Regions from separate parts of the Homo sapiens genome. Here region 1 is linked to region 2. A link is a contact called in ENCODE Hi-C or POLR2A ChIA-PET data. All regions are on one chromosome and are shown on one strand. The core of a region is the stretch at or near the end of the contact, and the rest is flanking DNA. Distances in the headings are between cores, read along the strand shown.

Region 1 (5,187 bases), core at 1,073-3,572, 130 kb after region 2:
TCAGGGGTGGCTGTGGATTCCAGGGCCGTGTTGAAGGCTGAACTGGCCCGATTTGCTGATGGGGTGGCTGGCTGTGTGGAAAGAGCTTGGCATCCAGATGCTCACACAGTTGGGGCTGGACATCCACCAGGGTGGTTCCTTTTACAAAGGTGGAAGGCTGGGGAGAGGCGGGGTGATGTGCAGACAGGGCTGGGTGGGAGGAGGAAGCACCAGGCCTGGGAGGACCCTGCAGAATCGAGGTGCCTGCAGGGATGCAGGCGGAGGCGCTGAGGGGCGGTCGGAGAAATACAAGTAGGGCTCAGGAGAGGGATGTGGCCGGAAACGATGAATGGAACGTCGTCAGCTCACGGAGCGTCTGACCTGCCAGTCGATGCAGACGCAGAGTGCGTGTGGAGGGGTGAGGCCCAAGCACCCAGGCTTGAGAGCCCCCACTTCCAGAGTCTGCAGAGATGAGGGGACACGAACCCAGGGGAAGGAGCGGCCAGGGAGGTGGGGGCCCAGGAAGCCAGCCAGGGAGAAGCCAACGGGGAGTGGGCAGGGGGCGTCCAGGGCTGCCAGGGTCCCCAGAACTGTGGAATCTCCCATTCTACCCCTCACACATGTGCAAGTCAGCCTGTCACGGTTTACACACATACACATTACACACACTTGTACGCACACGTACATAGCGACACATAGATACATGCTACACACTCATGCATATGTACATACACACCATATATATGCATTACACGTGCATGTACATTAACACTATATGTGTAATATACATAGATGCACGTCACACATACAGATACTACACATACATGCATAGTATACAATACATATACACAAATACATACCACACACATGAATATGTACATAGATACACATTATACAGGTACACATATATGCACACATAGCACATGCACATGGATCATGCACAAGTGCACACTACATGCACCTATACAGCTACATAGATATATACACAGATACATGCAAACATGCACTATACACATACAGAGATGTATGCACATTACACACACAAGTACATACTTTACATATGCACACACACTTTATACACAGCTACACATGTGCATATATGCACACACTGTACACATATAAATATACATATTAGAGACCACACATATGTGCACACATAGATAATACTGCACACATATACATATGTACATAGCCACATACCATACACAATACACATGCACAGATACATGCAACACACATACATGCTACACGCAGACACCACACATGTATATTCATAAATACTACACATTCATGTGCATGCATACATACACAGTACACATATATACACATAGACCCACCATATACATAGGTACACACAGTCATATGTACTACACACATATCTGCATGTAAACATGCACAAATGGTACATATACACATATATACATGTATAGTTACTTGCACACACACACAAGACACAAGACCTGTTGGTCCAAGACAGAAATGGTTCATCACTCAACATGAGGCAGCAGCCAGGACAGGCTCTTGCCGCAGCTCTCAGGGGTGGTGTGGGAGAAACCTGCACATGCATGCGCTGCACCATGGATTTCAGGGGCTGCATCTCACCACCTCGGGTGTCTCCAGGGAGGGAGGCATCTCTGCTCCACTGTCCTGGAATGTCTCCTTGTGTGAGCGCTGCTGTCTGGAGCATCTGGGCTGGCCAACTGTGGGCCATTGTGCCCCAAGAGACCCAGCTCCACCCTACTTCCACAGGCTCCAGCCCCTGGGGGATTTTCCCACACTTGTGCCCAGCCCTCAGCCATCCTGGCTAATCTGACTGATGCTGGCTGGTATGCCGTCCTTCCGGTGTGACTCAGGCTGCATTTACTCAAGCCTCTCAGCAGGGGAGATGCCAGCCTGTGGGACTGCCCTGGACCACCCCAAGGCACCAGCCAACATGTGTGTGGCTCCCACACAGGAAGTCTTGAGAACACAGTTATTGTTTACAATTTGGGGGCTCCTACGAAGGCACACATCAGTACTGATTGATGGTACCTCCCAGATGACCCCCCAGGGGGTCACCTGGGCTGTCAGGTGAACCTCATCTGGCCTGGCTGACCGGCCTCCAAGCCCCCAGTTCAGTCCTTATAACCGAGTGCTGTCCTGGTGTTGCAGGCACCATCTGGGCACTCAGCCCTTCCTGTTCTCCCTGTCCATAGCAGCCGGGCCCGCGGGTCTGCCCATGACTGAGGACGGGGCTGGAGAGGAAGGACTCCAGGGAGTTTTGCCGGGGTGTGTGGGAGGGGCCATCCCAGTGTCCACTGGTCGGAGCTGATGAACGCAATGGCTTGGAGGGCTGCCCTGGGATACTTCTGGAGGAAGGCTTGGGTGGGTCATTAACGCCTGCTCCCTGGGGTCTTAGGAGCTCCCCTCCTGCCACCTGTCCAGACCTCTCCTCCGGGAGGTTAGGTTCAAGAGGAACAAAAGCTTTTTTATCAAAGCCTGCCAGAAGCCAGTTGAATGCCCTGAGCCCCGCTCCCTTTGGACCAGGCTGCCACCAAGGGGTGGTCATGGCAGAGCCTGGGTTTCCCTGTGGATGGAGGCCCTCCCCTGTCCCTTGCTTCCTAACCACCAGCCCAGTAGGCAGCTTGCAGGAGATAGCTCCTCTCTGGGGACAGCTGCACTTGGTGACCGGACTGCCTTCCAAAGGTCCGCAGGCCAGTAGGAGGTGGGCGCAGTCAGACCGCCATCCCCTTGCTGAGTGGCTCTTGTGGTAGATGTCATAGGACATCAAACTGCAGGGGGTGTGTGTGGCACACGTGGCTCATGTTAGCCACACGCTTTCATGGTGTGGCTGGAGACCCAAAGCAGCCTCACAGCAGGTGGCCTCCACAGAGACCCTGGAGAGGGACAGCTGGCCTAAGGGCCATGGAGAACATTCCCCTCGGCCCTCTGCAGGTTCACTAAACAATCACTTGCAAAAGGCAGACAGATAGGAGGAAAGGCAGACACACTTATTGAATGTGTAGACACTGGATCCTTCAGAATGAAGACCCAAAGACCCAGAAGAAGCTGTCCATTTTAATGCTTAGGTTCCATAAAGTATGGACAACTGTGTGGAAATAGGATTGGGCAAATAGGGTTGGATCTAGTGAGAACAGACTGAGTGGGGACACCCCGCTAGGCCTGTCTGTCTGGATTCTTCTTGGCCTTCTGAGCAGTGCCCTTTTCTTCTGGGTGAGAAGCAGGACCCTTGCTGGAATGGGGGTCTTGGATCCACAGCCAAACAAAGTAGGTCAGATCATTTCTTCATGGCCAGGTTTTACACAGAACGATGGAGAGAAAATTGGAGTCCTATTTTTAGGCTTTCTGGCTGGCTTTAGAGAAAAAGGTGTCCTGGTTTCTATGACCCACCTTGGGGAAGAGGGATTCTGTTTCTATGTCAGCCTGGGAGGAGAATGAGGGGCTAGAGACAGGAGGGGAGGAGAAGGTCAGAGATAAAATTTTGCTTCTGAGGCTGCTTGGGAAGCCCTCATTTTGGGGTCTTGTTTTCTGAGCCCCAACACTGGGTTCATAGGAGCGGTATGCCAGGATGGAGAGTGGGTTCACCATGTGTACTGTGTCTTCCTTTCCTGTAGGCTTGAGAATGTCTCTCCAGGATGTCCCCAGTCTGACATGTGATGTAGATTTCTGCATCTGTGCCCTGCCTGTGGTGGGGCTCAGCGATGTGGTGTCCTGGGGGCTCTGCACAGGAGCCTTGGCGGTCTGGCCGGGGTGTCCCCATCAGCAGCCTTGATTCACTTCATTGTTCATTGCCCCAGGAAGAGGTGTCTTTAACTTGCCAGCCTATTTAAAATTATCTCTGATCCTGGCATGGTGTCGCATGACTGTGATCCTGGCTGCTTGGCAGGCCGTAGCGGGAGGAGTCCATGCACTCCCTGCCGTGTCCCCTCTGCCTTCCCTTGGGGGAGTTTGTTGTCTCGGGGAAATTGCTTGAGCCAGGAAAGGATCTGTGGTATAGAGGGGATGGAAGGGGTCAGAGGACAATGACGGAACAAGGCACCCCTCTGTGGCTCAGCCAACCATGGAGGTAGGACCCCGTCTCTACCGCAAACACAGAGATCCTCTACTGTCACCCCCAGAAGAATGGAAGGCCAGCATGGTGGATGCAGGAGGCTGCTCCACAAGACGCCCAAGCTGTGGCCGTTCTTCCTTAGTGCAGGCTCGGTGCCCATCCTCTCCCCTCCAAACCAGCCAGACCTAGATGGGCTGAGCCCTCTCCTGCCTCTGCCCATCGTGGCTGCTGGTGGCCCTCCCCAAGCACTCAGTTCAGGCACGAGTGTCCGTGGCTGTGGTCTGAACAGGGTTAGAATCTTCCTCAGATCCAGCGCTGGCTCTGGCATTTATTGTGAAATGGCTGAACTGAGGCTGAACCAGCAAAGTCCCTGGCAGGGATTGGAGAAAGAGTGCCAACCAAGGCACTGCCCAGGTGTCTGTGTTTGAACCCACTTCTCAGTGCTCAGCATGCAACTACCTGCCTAGTTTCTCTCCTTAGCAGGGCAACAAAGTAGAGAAAGAGATCCACAGGGCCGCTTCTTCTTTCCCTTCCAGAAGGCCATGCCTCTGACAGTGTCACTTCCCTGTCCCCAAAATTGTAAACCAAAAACTGTGAAGGGCCCAAAATTTTACCCCACTTGCAATCTTGCAAGCCAGCCTGCCAGCCAGATATAGACAAAAGACACAAGACTCATGGGTCAGAGACAAAGACTTTTTACCAGCAGTGCCTCAGTGTCTCTCATCATTGCCCCCACCCGTTTCTGTGAGGAGGTGATGGAGCTAGGTGTTAGTTGCATGCAGGGGTTGTCCCATGAGAGAGAAACCGTGAATCTTAGGAGACATGGAGCTCTTTTTATGCGGCTGCTGGTATATCTGCCCATGCTTCACTCCAGAGATAGGGGGTGACTTCCTACCCTGGGATGCAGAAATGTCTCCCAGGAAAGGAATGGAAGGGTTTTGTCTCTGTTGTCCTGGAACACAGCCAGGCAGATGGGCATCTTCTGCTTCACTCTCCTTACTTTCTACTCTACTCTCTTCTTCTTCTTCTATTCTAAACCTGGCTGTGAGTGCCTTTGCTCAGAGGGCTGAAATGTGGAATCTGAATTCCAGGGAGAATTGTTTTCCCACAGCAAGATGAGGACAGAGCTGCTGGTAGCGTGGCGGCCCTGACAGGAG
Region 2 (5,382 bases), core at 2,764-5,263:
GGGCCTTGCTCTGTTGCCCAGGCTGGAGGGCAGTGGCATACTCACAGCTCACTGCAGCTTTGACCTCCTGGGCTCAAGCCATCCTCCTGCTTCAGTCTCTTGAGTAGCTGGGACAGCAGGCACCTGCCACCATGTCGAGTTAATTTGTTTTAATTGTTTTTGTAGAGATGGGGGTCTCACATGTTGCCCAGGCTGGCCTCGAACTCCTGGGCTCAAGGGATCCTCCCACCTCTGCCTCCCACAGTGCTGGGATTACATGTGCTTGCCACCACACCTGGCCTGACTGTATGACTTTGGAGAGTGCTGGGGACAGCCCAGAGCTCATGGGCCCTGCAGAGTTGATGTCAAAGTAGCCCTTTTGAGTCCTGGGAGGAGCCCATAGAGGCAAATTCCCAGAAAGGGTGAAACTCGGACCCCGGTCCCTGCTGTGGGCAGGCCCCTGCCCAGGTCCTCCCCAGCCCCAGAGCCCTGCTGTGGGTGGGGAGGCTGGGCTGCAGCATAGGTGCTGCCTGCACAGTGAGTCAGCAGACTGGTGCCCGCTGCGCAGTCCAGCCCTGCTCCAGCCTCAGACTGCCCAAGGGGATTAAGGGGGATTAACTACCTGAATCACAGGACCAGGAGGAGGGCCTGGGAACGTTGCCCTGGCTCAGCCCACAGTGGGCAGCCCAGGCCCAGAAGCTGGTGGCTCTGGCCTGAGAGAGAGTACAGGCGAGGTGCCCTGGCGGGGGCCTCTCCACCATGGGGTGGTTGTGCCTGCCAGGGCTGGAGGGAGTTAAGGCGCCCCGGGCCAGCCCAGTGCCAGTGGGGCCCACTCACACCCGCTGTTCCTACAGAAGAGCTGCATAGGCACGGTAGTGTCAACCCACACCATCTATATGGGGGGATCTGTACTGGGGCGGCTGGCCTGCTGGGCTCCGCCTGGGGTGGTCAAAGGACAGCATCACCTGGGGCCTTTGGCACTGGTGTCCACCCTCAGCCCTGCAGCATGTCCAGCTGGCCAGTGTGGCTGAGAACTGTGGGGTGACCAAGTTGGGCCTGGCTGACCCAGCCCAGCTGGTCTCAGCCTGGAGGTCTCTAGCCCTTCCAGGGGGATGTTACTGGCCTTGCCAGCTCCAGACTCTGGGGTCCCCCAGCTATGCTCCCAAGCCAGATCCCTGACTGTGCCCTGCCCTTGCATCCCAATCCCACCCTGGGGCTCAGTGGGGGGGCCTGGGAGCAAGCAGCTAAGTGGTTTCCAGTCCTTCCCGCTCATGGATAAAGAGCATGCCCCTGGGGAGGAGGGAGGTGTGTGACCCTGCAGAAGAGGTGAGGCCCCTCTGCAACAAGGGCAGCTTCAGGCCGGACTGGCCCCTCAGTGCAACCTGGAGGGGCTGCTGAAGGAGAGCTGCGTAGGGGTCGGGGGGAAGAGGAGGGAGTAAGGGCTTTGCCCAGGGCGGAGGGTGCATCTCACCTAGAAGAGGCTCAAAGGGGAGCCTGCCAGGGTGGAGAACCGGTGACCTCCTTGTGCGATAGGCAGAGGAGACGGGCATGAGACCGGTGCCCATGGTGGGCCTCCTGCACCCAGGCCTGCCGGGGCTCAGCGAGCCTCCCCTTCTTGATGTGGGGGACACACAGGCCAGCTGAAGTTTTAGGCCCGAGAGGCAGCAGTGTGTGCGGTAGGAGAAAGGATACCACCCCGCAGGTAGGGAGTGGCCTACAGTGCACCAGGCAGGTCTGCCTGCCTCAGGAAGGTGCAGCAAAGCTTGTAGGCTGGGAGGAACCAAAAATAGCGGGCACTGCGAGGGAGGGGGCCCTGCCTGGTTGCTAGGGGGTGTAGGTTTGGGACATGTGCTCCAGTAACTGCAGCTGAGGCAGTGGGTCCCTGTAGGTAGGGAGAGGGAAGGAGATGTTCTCAGCGGCTAGAAGAGCCGTTTGCAGGTGAGGTTACCAAACCCCAAATGCCCAGAAAGGGGCAAGTCTGCACTTCTGGGTCACGGTGCCAACCGGTGATGCTTCCTCAGGGCGCGGGGAGTGGGGGGGAAATAGGATGTGTGGAGGTGTTGAACTGGGTTCCTCAGGCGGCACGGTGGGGTGCACCCGGGCCTCATTCCAATCCCCACTAAGGCCATCCCCACCTACTTGCAGGTCCCCGCCGCCACCCTCATGGATCAGCCACAGTTCAGCGGGGCGCCCCGCTTTCTCACCCGGCCCAAGGCCTTCGTGGTGTCGGTGGGCAAGGACGCCACCCTCAGCTGCCAGATCGTGGGTAATCCCACGCCACAGGTGAGCTGGGAGAAGGACCAGCAGCCGGTGGCGGCCGGCGCGCGCTTCCGTCTGGCCCAGGACGGCGACCTCTACCGCCTCACTATCCTGGACCTGGCGCTGGGCGACAGTGGGCAATACGTGTGCCGCGCGCGCAATGCCATAGGCGAGGCCTTCGCTGCTGTGGGCCTGCAGGTGGACGCGGAGGCCGCGTGCGCCGAGCAGGCGCCGCACTTCCTGCTGCGGCCCACGTCCATCCGCGTGCGCGAGGGCTCAGAGGCCACCTTCCGCTGCCGCGTGGGTGGCTCCCCGAGGCCGGCAGTGAGCTGGTCCAAGGACGGGCGGCGCCTGGGTGAGCCCGACGGCCCCCGCGTGCGCGTGGAGGAGCTCGGCGAGGCAAGTGCGCTGCGCATTCGGGCGGCGCGGCCGCGCGACGGCGGCACTTACGAGGTCCGCGCCGAGAACCCGCTGGGCGCTGCCAGCGCCGCCGCGGCGCTAGTGGTGGACTCGGACGCCGCGGACACGGCCAGCCGGCCCGGGACCTCCACGGCCGCGCTCCTGGCGCACCTGCAGCGGCGGCGCGAGGCTATGCGCGCCGAGGGCGCCCCCGCCTCACCGCCCAGCACCGGCACGCGCACCTGCACGGTGACTGAAGGCAAGCACGCGCGCCTCAGCTGCTACGTGACCGGCGAGCCCAAGCCCGAGACGGTGTGGAAGAAGGACGGCCAGCTGGTGACCGAGGGCCGGCGCCACGTGGTGTACGAGGACGCGCAGGAGAACTTCGTGCTCAAGATCCTCTTCTGCAAGCAGTCGGACCGCGGCCTCTACACCTGCACGGCGTCCAACCTCGTGGGCCAGACCTACAGCTCTGTGCTGGTCGTAGTGCGCGGTGAGCTCCTGGGTGCGGGGCGCGCGGGCCCAGGCTCCTCCGCAACCCGTGCACCTGGGTCCTTTCGCCCTTGCGGTCTGCCGTTTCCCACCCGCGTCTGTCCGGTCGTGGAATCCAGGGTTGCAGGTGTCCGTTCCTGGTGCGCAAAATGCGGGCGACGCCCCACGACCTATTCTAAACACCCGCAACCCGCTTTCCCCACCCAGTCCCCTGCCCGCCCCGCCCCCTTTGCATGCCGCGCCCCCAACCCGCCACCGCTGGCCCACAGACAGGGGCGAGAGGTGTGAGAGGGGCGGGGCCGCAGGGGATCCCACCTCCTCAGCCCCGCCCTCTCCCTCCCGCTGCTCCCAACCCAACCTCCACCACTCTGCCTTCTGCTCTTCTACTCCCCCGCCCCCCAACTTCCTGTCTCCTCCCCTGCGCCCTTCCCAACCCTTAGCCCCTCTGCCTCCTGCTCGCTCCTCTCCCCAGCCCACTCCTCTACCCTGCACCCTCTCCTTTCCAGCCTCCCAGCCCCTCTGCTCCTGTCCCCTATTCCTTCCCACACCCTCACCTCTGCATCCTCCAGTCTCCTTTCCCGCCCACAATCCCCCAATTTCCCCCTTCCCACCCCGCCGTCGTCCTGCACCCTCCGGCCCCGCCCCTCTCACCAGTCTTCTCTCCTGGCAGAGCCCGCGGTTCCCTTCAAAAAGCGGCTGCAAGATCTGGAGGTGCGGGAGAAGGAGTCGGCCACGTTCCTATGTGAGGTGCCCCAGCCGTCCACTGAGGCCGCGTGGTTCAAGGAGGAGACGCGGTTGTGGGCGAGCGCCAAGTACGGCATCGAGGAGGAGGGCACCGAGCGCCGCCTGACCGTGCGCAATGTCTCGGCCGACGACGACGCGGTGTACATCTGCGAGACGCCAGAGGGCAGCCGCACGGTGGCGGAGCTCGCAGTCCAAGGCAGGCGGGGCGGGGCACGGGGCGGGGCACAGGGCGGCTTCGGGGAGGTAGCGGGGGCAAGGAGGCACCGAGAAGGGAGCCGGGGGCGGGGGAGGGGGGAGCCAGGCCGCACGGGCTGGGCGGGCACGGGGGCGGGCAGGGTGCAGACGGACTGGGCTTGCGAGGTACGAGTTGGGACTGGGGCAGGCAGGGGCGGGACTGGGGCGGGAAGGGCAGGTAAGGTGGGGGCGGAGGAGCAAGCTCGGGCCGGGCACGGGGTGGTGATTAGGGGGAAGGGGAGACGGAGTGGGCAGGGGTCTTGTGGGACCGAGCTGGGACTTGGGCCGGCGGGACAGGTAAGGGGTTGCGCGGGGGAGTGAATCGGAGGCAGTTGGGAACCGGGAGACAGGGGGCAAGCGGAGGAGCGAGTCTGGAGCGGGGCGTGCAGGGGCTGGTCTGACTGGCCCGGCTCCCTCCACCCCAGGAAACCTCCTCCGAAAGCTCCCTCGGAAGACGGCGGTGCGCGTGGGCGACACGGCTATGTTTTGCGTGGAGCTGGCGGTCCCGGTGGGCCCCGTCCACTGGCTGCGGAACCAGGAGGAAGTGGTGGCGGGGGGCCGCGTGGCCATCTCCGCGGAGGGCACGCGCCACACACTAACCATCTCCCAGTGCTGCCTGGAGGATGTGGGCCAGGTGGCCTTTATGGCTGGCGACTGCCAGACGTCCACCCAGTTCTGCGTGTCGGGTGAGGGCCTGAGGGTGCTCCCAGGATGGCATCGCTTCCCTGCTGTCTCCCTGGTCCCAGTCCCCTGCCCTCCATTACCTCAGCTCTCTGGGCTTCAGCCTGCTGTACCGAGGGCCGCCGGGCAAGACCATAGCCCTGGCCCTCCAACGTTAGGCTCCCTGAGCCCCCGCGCAGTCTTTCAGCTGCAACCAGAGAAGTGGCTGCAGGTCTGGGGCTGGAGGTTGTGGCCAGTGGTCCAGGTCCCCAGAGCAGCCCCAAGAGAGCTGGGGATCCTGTGACACCCCTCCAGGTGATTCCAGACCCAGGGCTCAGGAAGAGGCTCCCAGTAGTTGACCTCTGCCCACCCTCTACACAGCCCCCAGGAAGCCTCCCCTGCAACCCCCTGTGGATCCTGTGGTAAAGGCCAGGATGGAGAGTTCCGTGATTCTCAGCTGGTCCCCACCACCCCATGGGGAACGCCCTGTCACTATCGACGGCTACCTGGTAGAGAAGAAGAAGCTTGGCACCTACACCTGGATCAGGTGCCACGAGGCTGAATGGGTGGCTACACCTGAGCTGACCGTGGCTGATGTGGCGGAGGAGGGGAACT

The links. Hi-C counts contacts between places; a loop is a spot of excess contacts on that map. ChIA-PET counts read pairs that join two places held with the same protein, here RNA polymerase II (POLR2A).
Region 1: a map of Calu3 shows a loop between it and region 2 (2.7-fold over the local background). The contact joins the enhancer-like site here to the promoter of OBSCN-AS1 in region 2. A Hi-C loop is called at or near these places in 1 of 168 maps with a recorded cell type or tissue (Calu3). POLR2A ChIA-PET finds 5 or more read pairs at or near these places in 1 of 52 experiments (A673).

Annotation. Positions count from the first base shown.
Region 1 is chr1:228,343,114-228,348,300 of GRCh38, forward strand. The region is part of intron 86 of OBSCN (obscurin, cytoskeletal calmodulin and titin-interacting RhoGEF); the gene reads left to right. Among named protein-coding and RNA genes, the nearest start is that of TRIM11-AS1, 49 kb to the right of the region's middle. Within about 2 kb of position 2,323, at least 3 of the 41 ENCODE cell types and tissues checked have a DNase peak (open chromatin) inside an H3K27ac peak, as active enhancers do.
Region 2 is chr1:228,209,642-228,215,023 of GRCh38, forward strand. OBSCN-AS1 (OBSCN antisense RNA 1) reads right to left here and starts at 4,014. Exons shown (of 2, transcript NR_073155.1): 1 at 3,781-4,014. It overlaps OBSCN (obscurin, cytoskeletal calmodulin and titin-interacting RhoGEF), which reads left to right. Exons shown (of 116, transcript NM_001386125.1): 2 at 2,125-3,130; 3 at 3,800-4,069; 4 at 4,533-4,793; 5 at 5,149-5,382. The coding sequence starts at 2,143. RefSeq lists a silencer at 4,101-4,150.